Regions from separate parts of the Mus musculus genome. Here region 1 is linked to region 2. Evidence: chromatin loops called from intact Hi-C (ENCODE). Cell type or tissue: left cerebral cortex. All regions are shown on one strand. Each heading gives the region's core, and the rest is flanking DNA. Links, peaks and the distances in the headings are about the cores only.

What was found. Hi-C counts contacts between places; a loop is a spot of excess contacts. Peaks named below come from ENCODE experiments on the same cell type or tissue, not always from the same donor. Only the 100,000 strongest peaks of a DNase experiment are listed, where the experiment ranks them.
Region 1: a loop joins it to region 2, with 5 times the contacts of the local background. A loop is called at or near these places in 2 of 42 quality-filtered maps.

The regions. Positions count from the first base shown.
Region 1 is chr2:97,701,174-97,704,106 of GRCm38, forward strand. No RefSeq gene overlaps it. Among named protein-coding and RNA genes, the nearest start is that of Gm22313, 460 kb to the left of the region's middle. In left cerebral cortex, for the core only: no CTCF peak of the experiment used is centred there; no DNase peak of the experiment used is centred there.
Region 2 is chr2:98,279,627-98,282,559 of GRCm38, forward strand. No RefSeq gene overlaps it. Among named protein-coding and RNA genes, the nearest start is that of Gm33780, 430 kb to the right of the region's middle. In left cerebral cortex, for the core only: no CTCF peak of the experiment used is centred there; a DNase peak (open chromatin) is centred at 1,787.

The DNA.
Region 1 (2,933 bases), core at 177-2,676, 580 kb before region 2:
TTCTGGGGCGTCAGGTCTATACAGGATAGAGTGTGCCCCCCACCTACCCCAACCCATCCCCAACTCCCCTCACTTCATCCCGGGCATCCCTGTTTTCTGGGGCATCAGGTCTATACAGGGTTAGGAAATTCCCCTTCCACCAAGGCCAGACTAATGTCAGTGATTTGAAAACTTTTTTTAAAACTAAATGTCACATAGAGTTCTATTTTTAACCTGTTGTATTCATATAAACTTTGTGTGCGCTCTACATAACTCATAATATTTAGGACCCATACTTCATGATACATAACAGAGTTTTTTTCTCTTTGATGATCGAAATTTGAGAAAAGTTAACACCAGCCCCAATTTTTAGATAAAGCACTACATACACTATGTTCACTTGTACAGCTTATAAGCCACATGACTTTCAAATGTATTGTGTTCTTCAAATATATGTAATATTTAAATGTTGACCTGAACAAACAAAGAAAAGGAAAACAGAAAAACTGGGTAATATAGGAAACTTCTTCTATTTTCCTTACACTAGTAAAGATATTGGATTTTAAGGAACCTAATTTGATATTTATTTCTGACTAATAATGATAAAGTTTGTATAGGTTTCTAATACCCAAGAACACAGTAAGTGATGAGGAAATATGGAGTACAGTAGGGATTTGTCTGTATCTGTACCAGAAAGCTGCAGAAGGTACCTGTGGTGATTCTACCGCAAAATGTCTATTTTAGGGTATTCTTACTAAATAACTGATTAATTCATTAATTAATCTTTATTTTTTATTTTTTACAATCCAGTTATTATCCCTCTCAAGGTCCTCCTTCTGACAGCTCCTCATCCCATTCCTCCACTCTAGTCTTCAAAGGATGTCCTTACTCTACCAGACCTCCTTACTCCCTGGGGCCTCAAGTCTCTCCAGGGTTAGGTGCATCTTCTCTCACTGAGGCCCAACTAGACAGTCCTCTGCTGTATATATGTTGGGGGCCTGAGACTAGCTTATGTATGCTGCCTGGTTGGTGACTCAGTATCTGAGAGATATCAGGAGTCCAGGTTAGTTGAGACTGCTGGTCTTCCTACGGGTATCACCCTCCTCCTTAGCTTCTTCTAGGTTGTCCCTAATTGAACCTCAGGGTTTCTCCAGCTTCTGTCCATTGGTTGGGTGTATTTATCTGCATCTGAGTCAGCTGTAAAGAGAATGTCAATATCTTGACAGACCTTCACCGAGAGAGAGAGAGAGAGGGAGAGAGAGAGAGAGAGAGAGCGAGAGAGAGAGAGAGAGAGAGAGAGAGAGAGAGAGAGAGAGAGAGAGAGAGAGAGAGAGAGAGAGAGAAAGAGAGAGAGAGAAACTTGATGGTTTTAGGTACTTTTCTCATTGCTTTGAACCTAACACAGAGAAGCTTATGTAAGGACGGTTTGTTTCATCTTATATTTGGAGGATACACAGCAGCATGTAAAGGAAGGCATGACGACTAGAGCATGAGGAACACGCTCATGCTGAATCTACAGTTAGGAACAGACAGGGATGAAAGCTGCTGCTCATTTCTCGTTCTCCATTTTAACAATCTAGGACCTGAAATACCCTGATAGATACATCTAGAAGTATGTGCCCATGGGCATTCTAAACCCAGTCAAGTTGACAATTATGTGACAAAAGTCTAATTTGAAGTATGGGGTTGTGTACATGAAGAGTAACATCTTATTCTTCAAAAATAATAGTCCAAATCAAGGATCAATGAAAGCTTTGCCCTTCTACATGCTAAAATATTGAAGTGATAAGAACACAGCTATAACAACTCAATAATTTAATTGACTGGTATAGAATATCCTTTACTGTCTGCTTCCAGAAATTCTTCCTTAGTCAGCACCTAACCTTATCAAGTCCTTGACTGTACTTGTTAGTATGAAATTGAGATTTGTTTATTTGATATATTTACCCCAAGTAATACAACTCTTAAAAAAAAAAAAAAAAAAAAAGAGAAGTGTACCTAGATAGAACATGAAGCTCACTTCTGAGAAAAATCCAGTGTTCTATACCATATTATAATTTCTTAGTTTTTAACTTTTGTTTTAAAGATGTACATATGTATCTATCAGTGTGGGTTTGTAGATGTGAGGGCAGTGCCCAGGGAGGCCATACATGGGTTTGGATCCACTGGAGGTAGAGCTATGGGACACTGTGAGCTGCCACATGTGCATTCTGGAAACCAAACTTGGGTCATCTTCCCAGCACTGGTCCTGTAGCTTGGATTGACTCTGCAGTTGGTATTCTGTGTAAGCTTCCATTCTGTATTGCTTTCTTCCATCTTTATTTTGGCCAAATTTTACAATTATGCCTTCTGTCTCCTCCCTTTCTTGTAGTAAAAAATGTTTTATGGAAAAATTTAACGAATACATTTGCCTAAACTTTAAATCCAGTTGTAGCTCCTACATAATCTAAATACACAAAAACATAGGTATCAGTTTGAAGATCATTTAAAACTAGTTAAACAGAATTGAAGTCATGAAGAAAGTCATCATCACCTACTATAAGATAAAAACAAAATCCATATTTAAACAAGTTCCTGGGTCTAAGATTGATCTTAAAAGTCAATTTAGGTAGCATATTAAATTATTGACCTCCTGGGCCATTTTTGAATTTTGTTCTGGAAATTAAACATATATAACCTACCTAAGCCAAAATTTAATTTTTCTCTATATTTATGGTACATATATAATATAACTTTGAATGGTCCCATGAATGAAATTAAATGAAACATAAAAATAGCACACAACTTCTGTATTCTTTTTGTGTAATAGAAGCTTGTATTCTTAGGTGAGTCCTAACAATTACCTCAATTATTCAATCAGTAAGTGGAATACAGTTCTCTAGGAATAAATATAACTTGAATCATTGAACTAGAAAAGTAACACATGATTTAAAAAATAATTAAAATATTTTGTG
Region 2 (2,933 bases), core at 310-2,809:
TAAAGGTGTTTCCCAACACACCTGGATTTAGGATTTTGTTTACCTGATTTTGCTCTATACCAGGTTTTCCCTTTGAGCTCAGAGATCTGCTTGCTACTTTTGCCTTGGATTAAAGGCATGTCTGTATCCCACACAGATCACACAGACCTTGTAGGTTTTTGTTGTTGTTGTTGTTGTTGTTGTTGTTGTTGTTGTTGTTTGTTTGTTTGTTTTGGATGTGATCCCTTGCCCTAGAAACTATGTTGCAGGATTAACATAACTCTACAGATTTTACCAATATTATCAAGTCTGGAAGTTAAAGGATGTTAAAACATTTTATAAAATGGTAAAGACTACGTTCTATTAACTAAAAAGTAAGGTGATTCATACAAAGAAAATTATGACTGAATAACATAAGCCAAAGAAGTATTTGTTCTGTGTTGCTATCAAATCTTATAAATAGAAGTATAAAGAGAGGTTTTTACTTGGTTGCTTGATTTTTTTCTGATAATTTTGTGTATGTATGTGTAGTGGCTATTCCTGGTTGTCAACTTGACTATATTTGGGATGAACTACAATCCAGAATTGGAAGGCTCACTAGTGACCCTTATTTGGAGGCTTGGAGATAGAAGTTTCTGATCTGGATCTTGGTATGGAGATCTTGAGCCATAGTGGCTATGGATTCCAGAAGATTAAATCTCTGAGTTCAAGGTCATCTGAAATTAAATGTGTGGTGGAACACACCTTTAATCTGGGCTACACCTTCTGCTGGAGACAATATAAGAACATTAGAAGAAGGGTGTCTTGCTCTTGCTCCTTCGCCTGCTTGCTGTGTGAGACTGAGTAACTGCTAGATCCTTGGACTTCCATTCACAGCTACTACTGAACCATTGTTGAGAACTAGGCTGCAGACTGTAAGTCATCAATAAATTCCTTTATTATATAGAGACTATCCATAAGTTCTGTGACTCTAGAGAACCCTGCCTAATACAGTATGTGAGTATTCAGATGTGTGTGCATGTGTGTGTGTGCATGTGTGTGCGTGTGTGTGTGTGTGTGTGTGTGTGTGAACATTGAGTGTTCATGTTCTAGTCTATCTTGCTATTTGAGCCATGCATCTCTTGTTCATCCCTTCATATTATAAGTTAGCTAATCCTGTCTGCACCTCTTGAACTGCCAATAGAAAAGCTGGGATCACACACACACACAGATACACACATTACAATGCTACACTATCATTCTTATTGTAAATTCTAAGAACCCAAGTTTATGTACTCATTTTGTATCAGGAGTACTTTTCCCATTGAGCCATCATTCAGGCTCAAGAAAGACATATTTTTAGTTACTTTTGTGACACTATGAAGACAACACTGGATAGAAATAATTTTAAAGATGTATCTTGGCTCAAAGTTTTCAAGGTTTTCAGTCCATCATGTTGGGCAACCATGGTAGAACACCTCAGAACAAGACATATGTTAGGTATTGGTCAGTCTGTGGAAGACTAAAGATGGAGAGAATGAGTCTTGTACCAGGGGCTGAATATTCTTTAAAAGAATGGCATTATGGACCTATTTATACCAGTGAGACTCTACCTTACAAGGTATCACAACCTATCTTAGCAGAGCTACCAACTAGGGAACACACATTTCATACTTGAGCCTTTAGGGTACTAGTTAGATGCAAACCATGAGTATCCGGTTGCTGCATGGAAACTGTTTTAAGAAGTAATCTATATCAGGTAGACCTTGAGTGAATCACAATTTTTGTAAAGCAGAAACTCTCTTACTCATTGCCACAATCAGGGCAGCACCATCTGGGATAATGTTATAATTGGTAACATGAAAATATTTTTGTACCTAGATCTATGAATATGTTCTTCACTTCCTGTGGGATACATTCCTAGAAATTGCATGATTAGGTCAAAATTTAGATCAACTCTTTCACTTTTAATGGATGATTTTAACTTGTTTATGTCAACTGTACTGGATGCTTGAAGAGACGGGACTTTAGAATAAAGTTGTATTTCACTCACTTTTTGAGAATAAAAGCCATTCGTGTACTTGCCATGGATGGCAACATAAGCTAAGGACCACCACTGCTGGAAAACTCAACTACCACTTGAATTAGAAGAAACATCTGTAATGAAATAAGGAGTGTGATGACCATTTTTATGTCAAACACTAATTGTATTTGCGTGTTTCGATATAAGCAGGTGAGGTAACTTGGAGCAGAAGCTTCAGTGTCTACAATTTCCAGCTATTTTCTCCCTCCACCTTGTCATACCTTGAATTACAACTGCATAATTCCTCATTTCCTTCTGTCATTGAGTAACATTCTCAAAAGAAGTTTTCTTGTTATAACTTCAAAAGGACACACAAACATGTTGGAATGATGTCTTCTGATTTTTAATTATTTGAGTCACAGTCCCATTATGTGATTTACATATTCTGAAAGCCTAGCTTTGAACTCATGATGATCCTCCTAACTCAGCTCTCCACAATTTGGGATGACAGGAATTTTCAATAGTAAAGAGCAGAATGAATTTGAAATGCCATATGATAATATGACAAATGTTGATATCAACTACAATAATTTATTTTTAGTAATTATGGATGATGCAATAGACAAAAAAAAGATGCAGTAAAGAGCAAAACTAATGTGTATGTTGAAGGCTCTTGCTCTCTTCCTGATTTGTATCAGTCTATTTTCTCATAGGATTGAGATAAAAATCATCTCTTATGTCTCTTGTTACAAGGACACTAATCACTTTTGTGAAAGTTCCATTATTAGGACCTAATTATCACCCAGAGGCACTTTCTCCTAATAATCATCACATAGAGAGTTAGAATTTAATTGCTTAATTTTTTTATGGTCCATTCAGTTCTATAACAAGAGGTTGCCTCAGTTCTTGATTTGATGTAATTACATTTGTAACAACCCTATTCCTAAATAAA